2 separate regions of the Homo sapiens genome follow, and region 2 is linked to region 1. Evidence: chromatin contacts called from ENCODE Hi-C or POLR2A ChIA-PET data. All regions are on one chromosome and are shown on one strand. The core of a region is the stretch at or near the end of the contact, and the rest is flanking DNA. Distances in the headings are between cores, read along the strand shown.

Region 1 (5,645 bases), core at 1,307-3,806:
GAGTTTCCATTGTCTGTCTGGCTGCTGTTGGGGTTGAACCACATGAACTGCCACATTGGCAAGTGTCAGATATTGAGAATTTCATACGGTTCACACTCACACAAGATTCTGTTCTTGTTTTGGTTTTTCATGCTTCTTGAGCTGCTTTATCTGTATAGGCAGATTTTGACTTTCTGAATAAATAATCTTGGATATCCAAGATCAGTCTCCTTTTATCCCTTGTGTCTCCACCCCTGTAGCCTCTGTAAACCAGGACTCATCCCCAGAGAGCTCAGGACATAAGGAAATCTTGCCCCTGGGCCCGCAGAGCTGCTGGTGATGACCAGGCGTGGGGATTCATAACTTGGACGATCCAAGCCAGACCAAAGCCTCGCCTATGGTTTTGGGATGGTGTTTATCACTTTTCCCTTGGTGAATATTTTCCTTCCTGCTTAAGTTTTGCTTGTGCCAAATTTGAAAATAACATCCCTCCTCTGAGCACGGGCTCTCTCTGTGAAGGTAAAGTGGATAGACGTGTGCCAGGGAAGAGCTGACCAGCCAGTTCAGGGTTAACTGCGCAGGAGCCCAGCGCCCGCTGGAAATCTGCAGATCAGCTTGTTTGGGGCTGCTCACGCTCTCACGTGAACTGGCTGGTGCTCGAATGCTGGTGGATCTCACCAACGACCAGAAATATCTGGATGTGCCTGCCTCGGAGCTTCCAGCCAATTCACAAGCACCTCTCAGCACCTTCTGATTTTGGCTTTGGGGCTTTTCAGTGGCTGCCTCTGAGAGACGCCTGTTCTATCTCCCATTGCTGAGTCTCATTTTATCAAGTCCCAGGCCTCCGTGGGACTGGCTGTCCAGCATTTGTATCAACCAAGCCTGGCTCTCCAAACCCACAATTTCACAGCACTTTCCTTTCTGCACTTTGCATCTCACCTTCAGCATGACCTGAGTCTTCGGCCTTAACGCTTGCCCTATTATGTGATCATGTGCACTTGGGAATTTCGGAAGAAAAAAATCAAGAGGCCTGGGAGGAAGGGCTGTTAGTGCTAAATGCCTTCCAGATGGTGATGTGAAATGGGAGATAAGATGCTGTCACCCATCTGGCCAACAGGACTGATGTGTTTGGCCTGCACCTTGGGGGCTGTTATCACCCTCCCGTGACAGCCTGGGCCACTCTGGTGTTTGTCCTTGCACAAGGGCTTAATTTGGCAGCTCCAGCCAATCTCTGAAATGAAATTTGCTATCAGTTCAGTGAGGGATCTGCCTAGCGGGACTCAAAAGCCCTGACCAGGGAATCAAAGGACAACAGCTGCTGACGGTGTCTCACTGCGGCCGGATCTGCAGGGCTGTCGGGCTGAATGTGAGCCCTGGAGCTGTGTGTGTGGCTGGAGACTGCAGCCGAATGGGCAGTGGGACCAGTTGTTGTTTGTGAGGACCTTAGCAAGGTGCTAACTCAGGGACAGCAAACTCTTCAGATCCATCGTCTCTGATCCATTGGTAATGGTTCTCTAGGGATCTGTGTTGCGATGGATTCTGAGGTCTTGTCTAGCTGGGCTTAGCAGGAAAGAACGCCTTGATCAATAAGTCATGGCTGTCTGCTGAAAGCGTGGTGGTTTATATGCTGTCAGCTCTGTCCTAAACAAAAAGAAATAGCAGGTTGAACTTAAATCAACATATCCTTCCTCTTCCAAAAATATAAACACTCTACATGAATTTGAATTCAGCTTCTTCGTTATTCCAATAAGGTTTGGAAAACACTGATTAACTCCTTAAATGGAAAAAGGCATCCCAGATGTTTAGCCCCAGGCTAGCTTTCCGCCAGAGGAAGACAGCAAGATAACTCTAGCAGGTGGAATGAGACTACAGAATGTGCGGACCCCATATCAGTGCCCTGCTCTCTCTGGGCTGGGTTTGGCAGCTGTCTGGAAGGTTCTGCAAAGGCCTGGGATTGGTCCTGGGCATTTGTTCAGGGCCCGACTTCCTGAGAACAATGTCTTTAAGAGGAGTCACTGCTGGTCACGGGAGGCTTGAACGCAGATGGGAGCTGACTGGGGTTGTTGGTGAGGAGCTGGCTGCCGGCTGCCCCTACCTGCTTACTCGCTTTGCTTGAGCAACATTGCCCTCTGGCAGCTCAGGGGGAGTTCAAGGGACCTTGACTAGGCTCCTGGAGGACCAGCTTCCGAATGCCGTGGAAAGTCAGGGAGGGCTTTACTCAGTGGAAGGACCTGATCAGAACTTGAGTTGGGTCATTCTGGTGGCTGTGGGGCCTTGGATCTGAGGGGACAAAACGGAAAGCAGGCACAGCAGGATAGCCCAGGAGTCCTGCTCAGAGAGGGCAGATTCCAGAAGGAGAAGGAGGTGACTCAGCAGGAAGGGGTGATGAGGGGCATGGGAATGAGAGAACTGGAAGTCAGTGCCAGGGCCTGGCGGGCTGATGGTGCCACTACCTTGCTGGGAAAATTGGGGGAGGAGGAGGAGGGTCAGGAGGGAAGAGGAGAAGTTCTGTTGGGCCCAGGAGGTGTCTGTGGGGGCCCATGTGTTAGCGCTTGGGCTTGGATGGTGAGTCACTGAGTGTTTCCTCGTGGGAGCCTGACCTCCTCGGCCCCTGGGTATGAGCCAACAGGCGGTGGAAGGAGGGGGGCGCCTTTCTTAAATGAGCTGTTGAGTCACACTTGTTTGATGCCTTTGGCTAACGGGACCCAGCCAGCGCAGGAAGGGTGTGGCCATGGCAGTTGGGACCAACAGAAGGAAGGGAGGAGGGAGCAGCCAGGTGGCCCCTCAGGAACAGGAGCAGCTGTGGGTGTTAAGGGCAGGCGGGGGAGCTTGGTGAGTGAGCCTTGGTTGTGCTGCCCCAGGGTGTTCTCAGAGATGGGGCAGGTGTAGCCTTGGGCATCTGCATCAGATCCCAGGGCTGTCAGCTGTCACAGAGCTGGCTTTGTTGTGATTAGCAGCGGGCCACAGATCTAAGGTAGCATCTCCCCCCCACCCGCCACTGTTTTCTAAGACAGAGATCCTTCCTTGCAGTTTGATAAACAGTACCCTTAAATCACAGAACCACAAACAATACCACCTTTCCACAATTTGCATTAAACTAAGTAAAATCTTGGTGGGATGTGTGTGGTGGAGGGGGGAGCACAGCAGTGTAATTTCTTGAGAAAGCGAAGTTAGACTAGTAGTTTGCGTTTGTAAGTGGTCCATTTGCCGATTATGAGTACATGTCAGCCTCCAAAGTGCAAAATAGCTCTCTTAAGGAGCTTAAATGCCTCTGGTAGTTTGCATTATTCATTTTGAGTCATTCTTTTACAAAATGATTAATTTTAGCCACTGCCCAAATTGTTGCAAATAATAGTTTGACAAAGGAGGCCAGTCACTCCATCTGTGAATCCACTTTGCTGTTTTGCTGGGTTTCCTCCAAGCACTTGTAATTTTTGTTCCCCCGTGGATTGGTCTGCTCTGGGCTTTCCTAGGTCGTTATTTCTTGGGCTCTGTTTTCCTCTGTGGAGCCCCGAGGGAGCAGGCAGCATGGGTTCCAGCCCTGGCTCTGCTCCCACACTTGGTTGCAGCCAGTTGGACACTTGGCGGTATCCCCTCTGCCTGCTGTGGGCGGCCTGGCCCAGGGTTGCGATCCTGCGGTGGATGTGGCAGATGTGGCCCCTGTCCTCGTGGAGCTCTGAGGCCAGGACGGTGAGGGGCTGGGAAGTGCCTGCTGGACCTGCAGAATCTGCTAAGCTGTGACCAGACTTATGGGCAAGACTGAGTCCTCTGTCCAGTGTACAGTGTGGGTGCCTATGGCAGCTGCCCTTCAGACCAGGGTGCTAGCCTGTCAGGTGGACCTCGAAGAGATGGAGTGAGCAGACATAGCAGCCCAGAGGCCCACGCACCCTGGACTCCTGCAATCTGGGAGCTCCCTGGAGGTGTTTACCCGCAGAGGGAAGCAGTGATCCCTCACTGCAAGGGCTGTGACGCCACAAACCCCAGCTACCACCTCAGGCTGGGTTTCAGGCCGTCTGTGCTGAGTCTTGTATTCCAGCCTGGCTACCCCAAGACACCTTCAGCCTGGCCAGTCCCACTGTGGACCAGAGCAGGGATGGCTGGAGAGGCTGGGAGGGTACCACCCTGAAAGCTGTTCCCAGGCTTTAGTCTGTGGAGGCCGTTGCTAGCCTTGCTTTTTGCCAGTGGGGAAAATCAGAACCTCTTCTGCACTGCAAGCCTGTGCCTTTTGGCTTTTGTGGGGAGTGGTCTCCAGTGCTACCCCCGGAGGCCCCGCACGCTGTGGTTCCCTGGCTGTCCAGCAGGGGGCACTCGTTCCCTACTCGAGGGCCACACTCCGTCTCTGAAACTCATTCCTCCCCCAGGACACGGGTGGCCCAACTGGTCCCGGGGCAGGTTCCCGAATTTCCCATCATCCTTTTCCCCTGGATTTTTCTCAGCCTTGGGATTTGCGGGCAAAGCCTGGGGAATTTGTAAAGTTGTATTTTAGTTCTCACCTTGTAGAGTTTCATTGCCTATCACAAACGAATAGAAATCATCATAAAAAAAATCCTCTCCTCTAAACAAAAATCAAACGAGAAAACTCACATAGCGTGTCCTGGACACCTGAGCTGCCTCTGTTAAAGAAACCCGGTTCTACAGAAGCTTAAGGAGGGAGGAGCTTAAGGGCCTGGCCTGGGAGCCACTTCGTTGCAGCCACAGGCCCTGCTGTGCAGAAGTGGAGGCCTGGATGGGGAAGCCGGGGAGCCAAGTGCTGGGGTTTAAAGAGTCCATTCCATGTGTGGGCGGGTGGGTTGGGTGGGGTGAATGGGGCCTGATGAATGTGCCATTAATGAGCCCAGCACCATGTGGAATAATTCCCTCATTGTGTCCCCAGCATCTCCCCAGCTGCTGCCCATGCGGGTCTTCCTCCCTCGGCTGCAGAACACATAGTTTCGCCATCTGCCCCAGCTGGTGACAGAGTAGAAGCTTCCACTCCCTCCTGCCCAGATCCGGCCAAGGACCTCAGCAGGTATTGCGCAAGTCCCCCTCCACAGCACCTGCCCCCGGAGAGCAGGGGCCTGGTGGTCTCTGCCCCCTAGGTCTTGGGGTGAGCCGCATTTAGGATGGTAACAAGGTGGTGACCATTTGGCCCCGTGAGACCATGTCTCTGACCCTTTGGGCCATAGCCGATCTCAGGTTTACCCTTGCCCACCTGCTCCTCATGTCACAGTGGGAAGCATGGTGTGGGCGAGTGCGTTAGGGTTCTGCACAGAAACAGAGCCAATAGGATGGATAGATGGATGGATGATCTATATGTGTATGTATTTATATGTATATATATATGCAGAGAGAGGGATTTATTTTAAGGGATTGGCTCATGTGATTGTGGGGGCTAGCAAGTCTGAAATAATGCAGGGCAGGCTGGAGAGTAGGGAAGAGTTGTTGTAGCAGAGCCCCAAGGCCATCTGCTGGCAGAATTCCCTTTTCCTTGGGGAAGGTCAATCCTTTTCCTTTAAGGCCTTCAACTGATGGGATGAGGTCCACCCACATTATAGGAGGTAATCAGCTTTACTCAAAATCTACTGATTTCAATATTAATCTCATGTAAAAAATATCTCCACAGTGAAATTGAGACAGGTTGGATCAAATATCTGGGTTCAATGGGCCAGCCAAGTTGACACATAAAG
Region 2 (5,645 bases), core at 2,283-4,782, 42 kb after region 1:
TGTTTTTAAAAAATTAGCAGACGTGGTGGCTTACACCTGTAGTCCCAGTTATTTGGGAGGCTGAGGCGACAGGATCACTTGAGCTCAGTAGTTTGAGACCAGCCTGGGTAGCATAGGGAGCCACCATCTCTACAAAAAATAAAAAAAAAATATAGCCGGGAGTGGTGGCGTGTATCCATGGTCCCAGTTACTCAGGAGGCTGAGGTTCAGAGGATCGCTTGAGCCCAAGAGGTCGAGGCTGCAGTGAGCCATGATTGCGCCACTGCACTCCAGCCTGGGCAACAGAGTGAGACGGTGTCTCCAAAAAAACAGGCGAGTCCTTTCCCCGTGTAACCCTCAGTGGCTTTCAGACTCCTCATGGGTCTCAGCGAGGCCAGGTCATTGTCATTGTTACCTGCTTCTTGGGTCTCCTGGCAAACTTTCTCCTCGTTGCCTGCTTTGTTTTCTTAAATGGCCTGAAGCCCATTCCTTGAACCTGCCACCCTCCTTCCCCCTCCCACCTCAGGGCTCTTCATCTTTTTGTTCTCCCTGCCTGAAACTTTCTTCCCCCCAGTTCTTTTTTTTTTTTTTTGGGTTAATAGTCTGGCTTTGTCGCCCAGGCTGGAGTGCAGTGGCGCAATTTCAGCTCACTGCAAGCTCCGCTTCCCAGGTTCACGCCATTCTCCTGCCTCAGCCTCCCGAGTAGCTGGGACTACAGGCGCCCGCCACCACACCCGGCTAATTTTTTTGTGTTTTTGGTAGAAACGAGGTTTCACCATGTTAGCCAGGATGGTCTCGATCTCCTGACCTTGTGATCCACCTGCCTCGGCGTCCCGAAGTGCTGGGATTACAGGCATGAGCCACCGCACCCGGCCTCTTCCCTCGAGTTCTAATGACTGACTCTTTTTTCACTCTTCATGTCTCAGCTTTGAGAAGCCTCCCTTCCCAGGGAGTGCAAGAGGAATAACTTATTTTATTTTTTATTTTTTTTGAGACGGAGTCTCGCTCTGTTGCCGAGGCTGGATGGAGTGCAATGGCGCAGTCTCGGCTCACTGCAAACCTCTGCCTCCCAGGCTCAAGCGATTCTCCTGCCTCAGCCTCTCCTGCCTCAGCTGGGATTACAGGCACGCGCCCCCATGTCCACCTAATTTTTATATTTTTAGTAGAGACAGGGTTTCACCATGTTGCCCAGGCTGGTCTTGAACTCCTGACCTCAGGTGATCCACCCACCTCAGCCTCCCAAAGTGCTGGGATTACAGGCATGAGCCACCGCGCCCGGCCAAGAGGGAGAAATTTTAAGGCATCCTAGAGCCTAGAACAAACAATGCCAGCCAGCCCTTCTTCTGTTTGGCTGATTACAGTTTCTCTCTTGAGTGGCTGTGAATTAATTCAGTAAATATTCAAGTGAAATTTATTGCTTAGTTTTACAATTCCTCGCCCACAGCCACTTTAGCAGTATGTGTCTGTGTGTGCATGTTGGAGGGGGCATTGTTGGATGTGTGGGAAGAGCAAGAAAATCACATTCTTTTTGCATCGCTCTGTAAACTCATGAATCATTGGTACAGCTGTCCCCTGGCTACTGGGAGCATGGCCGTGCTTTATGTTTCTTTATTGTGTTAAGGTGAAAGATGCAATAATTTTGGTGGTAGAATTTTAACACTTTGAGGACTGGAGCCAGTAAATACCTTCTAAGTGCCTGGGATTGTGCAAGGTGCTTTACAAATATAAACTCAGCTCTGAAAGCAACCCATCTACTACCTACTGTTGCCCATTGCATAGACAAAGAAACTGAGGTCCAGGGATGTTAAGTAACCTGTCCAAAGTTACTCACCTCTCATGAATTTGGAACCAGATCAGTTGATGCTCATATTTGATGGCTGTGGTGCTGTTTTCTCCTACAAGATGTCAGAATCGTGTAATTCGTATATTAAGTGCTTTAATTTAGACTTTATCATTTCAGAATTTTTAATAAGTGGGTTAAAGAGTGAGTTGAGGATGCTGCATTATGTATGAGAGAACAGTGTGAAAACATCGGAAGCAGGAAAAGCACATTTTCAAGGCATTGAACAATACTTATTCCCTACAATTAGTGTGCTGTTTACCAGCTATTCTTTTTCTTTTTTTTATCATGTAAAGAGGTTAGAAGAAAGGAACAAAAGATTTAAGTCTTCCTTCCTCGTGATTGTACTGCTTTATTGCACTGCTTGCAGACTGCAGTAGAAAATAAGCTTTTAAGACTTTCTAGATTTTCAGGCTTTCTACTAAGCTGTTGTAGCTTCTCCATCCCACATCTGGGTTTGCTCACTTTATTTCTATGTGCCAAATCATGATTGAGACTCGTTGAGACACACAGTAGACCACAGGTTGCCATATTTAGCAGAGCAGGGAAAGAACTCTGGAGAGTTTGCCTTTTTGATTAGGGAGAAACGCTGTGGGAGGTATTTGTTGAGCAGCTACTCTGGGCAGGACCCTGAGAACTATCAATTTTTGGATGCGTGAAATAGACCAAACATGAAACCTGCTCTGGACGCAGGTTCTCTCTGAATCAGGCAAAGCTTCAGGCCTCTGAAGGCCTCATTCAGGAGCATGTTATCCATGGCAGGGAGGGTGTGATGCCTGATTAAAATTCCAGCTGCTTGGCTCCCACCAGGAGCTCACCACGATTTCTGAGTTGCTTGGGATTTAGCCAACTGGTTTGCAAACTGCATGTAAGGTGTGTCTGTGTTTGTTAAAAACAATGACTTCTCAGCAGGACTCAGTAATGGGTTTCCACGGAGAGAAACATTACCAAGAGATGAATGCAGGGGCGTGATTGTCCTGTGCACTAAGAGCCTTCAAATCCTTTCCCCATATTTGCAAGGTGTTGAAGTACCGCTTTTAAGGCAAAACTAAATGACGAGTTATAAAGTCAAAACACGTGAGCTTTAATTATTGCTGGAATAAGCGGGATTCTCATCAGCAGGGCAGCTTCCAGATGTGCTTTTCTTCATTTTGACTAGATAGGGAGAAGAGTGAGGGGGCATGGCGTGGAGAAAGAAAGGTAGATATACAAGAGGCGGAGACTCAGGCGCAGGTAGAGTCAGAGGCAGGTTCAAAGACACACAGAGACACATAGGTGAAGATACATTCGATGTAAACAGCTTAGGAGCCAGGTCGGGCCTGGTGGCTTCTAAGCTCATATCTGTAATCCTGGCTCTTTCGGAGGCCAAGGTGGGTGGATCGCTTGAGGCCAGGAGTTCGAGACCAGCCTGGCCAAGATGGCGAAACCCCATCTCTACCAAAAATACAAAAAGTTAGATGGGCGTGGTGGCACGTGCCTGTAATCCCAGCTAGTCGGGTGGCTGAGGGATGAGAATCACTTGAACCTGGGAGGCAGAGGTTGCAGTGAGCCAAGATTGCGCCACTGCACTCCAGCCTGGGTAACAGAGTGAGACTCTGTCTCAAAAAAAACAAAAAAACAAACAAAAAAAACAACAGGGGGTGGGGGCTTAGGAGCCAGGATTCTAAGGCCATACCTGCTCCTGCTCTGAATCCTGTGGCCTCCTGTTTGCAAGAGTCCACCCTGAGATTAGTCATCCTCTCAGTCTCCCGTTGGCTCTATGATGGTGTTGCCCTTTGCCCAGGATGTGAGTAATGAGAGTAACAGAATTCAGGGTTGACCTGACTTTCCTGCAGAGGTCTGGGAAGACCTCCATGTGACAGCCTTCCCATGTCACTCCCTGCGGGTTCCAAGAATCTCAGGCCTTTGCAGCTGGGATGGCATGGCATAGACATGTGAGACACCCCCTCCTTGTTTGTATGAGCGAAAGGGCCAAAAGAATAGGGTGGAGGTCCTGGCTGGCTGCCCCCGTGGGCTGCTATGGATCTAGATGCAGAAACTCTGCTGATTCGTTCCCCTGGAGGAGAGGTTGCTCTGGGAAACTGCAGCTGCCAAACCTACTGGAGACTGATTTGCAAATAAGGACTCCAGCCTGTTCACATACAGGAGCCTCCGTGAGTGGGGAGGGCAGTTGGGTCAGGCTGAGGCTCAGAAGACACGTATGCCTGTCTTGGCTCTGCCCTTGCCCCTGAGTGGTTCTGAGCTCTCAGGCAAGATGCTGAACCGCTTGGCTCCAAGTTCTCATCCTCAGAACCCAGGAGGACTTGAGCATCTTGAGAGTGGGAGCTTATCTGTCTGGTTCACCAGCCCAGGTGCCCGCAGGTGATGGGGAATAAATAGGTCCTTCTGAAACCGTGAATAGTCAGGGAATGATACCCATGTGCCTCTCCTGTTGTAAGGATCAGTCATGAGGAAGCTCTGAGGGACGGTAACATGTCAGCTGAGGTGAGCGGCCGTGGGGTTATTCCCATTCCTGACACTTCGCAGCCCCTGGCTGAGGCACCCCCATCCTGGTCCTTGGGTACCTGCCTGAGAAACCACACTTGGAATCGGAAGGACACTTGGTGAGTGTGGAACATCAGCCTCCGATGCAGAATGGATGTGTCTTGCTGGCTGGGGGAGCACTTGGAGGGGGTCCCCGAGGCACCCCTGATAATACAGCCTGGGGGTGGGGGGGTGCCCTGGTGGGTGTGTCTTCCCTGGCCAGTGCAGAGGGGGACAGCTACATTTTTGTCACTCCTCTGTTTCTTCCAAACTCCTTGTTGGCTCCTTCCCTTAATCCATGTTGCCCTGGACAAAATCCAGCTAACCGGATCCCAGCTGGGTTCCGTGTATTGTATCCAGGACCTGGATGAGATTTGGAAGAACTTGCTGAGCACATCTGGGGAGACCCCTGCGTCCCCAGCAGTGTGGCTGAGCTCTGCCTTGTTGGGGCCTGCATCCTCCCTTGTACGAAGGCAACCTTGTTGCTGGTACCCGTGTTTAAATATCTTTTTCTGACTTACATAAACAGCACCTATGTGTTGCTTTTATGTGTGTGTGTCTGTACATAGACATCTGTGTACGTGAATATACATATGTATTTAGGTATCTTTGTGTAAGTTTATATATAATTATCTGAAATAAGCTCATATTATATACACATTTCTTAATTTGCTGGGTTTTTTTTCCTACTTATCACCTAACTGGGAGTTATCCTGATTGTACATGCAATCCCACTCACCTTCGTTAACAGCCATTATGTTACTGAGGGGTGATAGCGATGGGGGGTCTGTCCCCTGCCAGGTGCTTGGGGAAGCTCTAGTGGTTGGCCAGAGCTGACTGCTCTTTGATTTCTTGCATCTTCTTTATGGTTTTTCCGTCTCCTCTGTCACTTATTCTTTTTTTTTTTTTTTTTTTTTTTTAGTAGAGCTGGGATCTCATCATGTGGCTCAGGCTGATCTGGAACTCCTGGGCTCAAGCAATCCTCCTGCCTCGGCCTCCCAAAGTGCCGGGATTACAGGAGTGAGCCACTGTGCCTGGCCTATCACATACTCTTTTCTTTCTTTTTTTTTTTTTTTGAGATGGAGTTTTGAGTTTTGCTCTTGTTGTCCAGGCTAGAGTGCAATGGCGCGATCTTGGCTCACTACAACCTCCGCCTCCTGGGTTCATTCAGGTGATTCCCCTGCCTCAGCCTCCTGAGTAGCTGGGATTACAGGCACATGCCACCATGCCCAGCTACTTTTTGTATTTTTAGTAGAGATGGGGTTTCTCCATGTTGGCCAGGCTGGTCTCGAACTCCTGACCT

What was found. A loop is a pair of places that touch in the nucleus more often than their neighbours do. ChIA-PET counts read pairs that join two places held with the same protein, here RNA polymerase II (POLR2A). Pooled maps may share reads with other maps.
Region 2: a loop to region 1 is called in a map of endothelial cell of umbilical vein, with 4 times the contacts of the local background. The contact joins two enhancer-like sites. A Hi-C loop is called at or near these places in 12 of 168 maps with a recorded cell type or tissue (HepG2, cardiac septum, endothelial cell of umbilical vein and 5 more) and 7 of 50 pooled maps. POLR2A ChIA-PET finds 5 or more read pairs at or near these places in 4 of 52 experiments (GM10248, Panc1, SK-N-SH and 1 more).

Annotation. Positions count from the first base shown.
Region 1 is chr10:122,138,720-122,144,364 of GRCh38, forward strand. It overlaps TACC2 (transforming acidic coiled-coil containing protein 2), which reads left to right. Exons shown (of 23, transcript NM_206862.4): 7 at 4,853-4,987. Among named protein-coding and RNA genes, the nearest start is that of BTBD16, 130 kb to the right of the region's middle. RefSeq lists enhancers at 2,435-2,729, 2,455-2,749. Within about 2 kb of position 2,557, at least 22 of the 41 ENCODE cell types and tissues checked have a DNase peak (open chromatin) inside an H3K27ac peak, as active enhancers do; they include endothelial cell of umbilical vein and right lobe of liver, where a contact is called at or near this core.
Region 2 is chr10:122,179,784-122,185,428 of GRCh38, forward strand. All of the region lies in intron 7 of TACC2 (transforming acidic coiled-coil containing protein 2), which reads left to right. Among named protein-coding and RNA genes, the nearest start is that of BTBD16, 89 kb to the right of the region's middle. RefSeq lists an enhancer at 553-1,090. Within about 2 kb of position 3,533, at least 6 of the 41 ENCODE cell types and tissues checked have a DNase peak (open chromatin) inside an H3K27ac peak, as active enhancers do; they include endothelial cell of umbilical vein and right lobe of liver, where a contact is called at or near this core.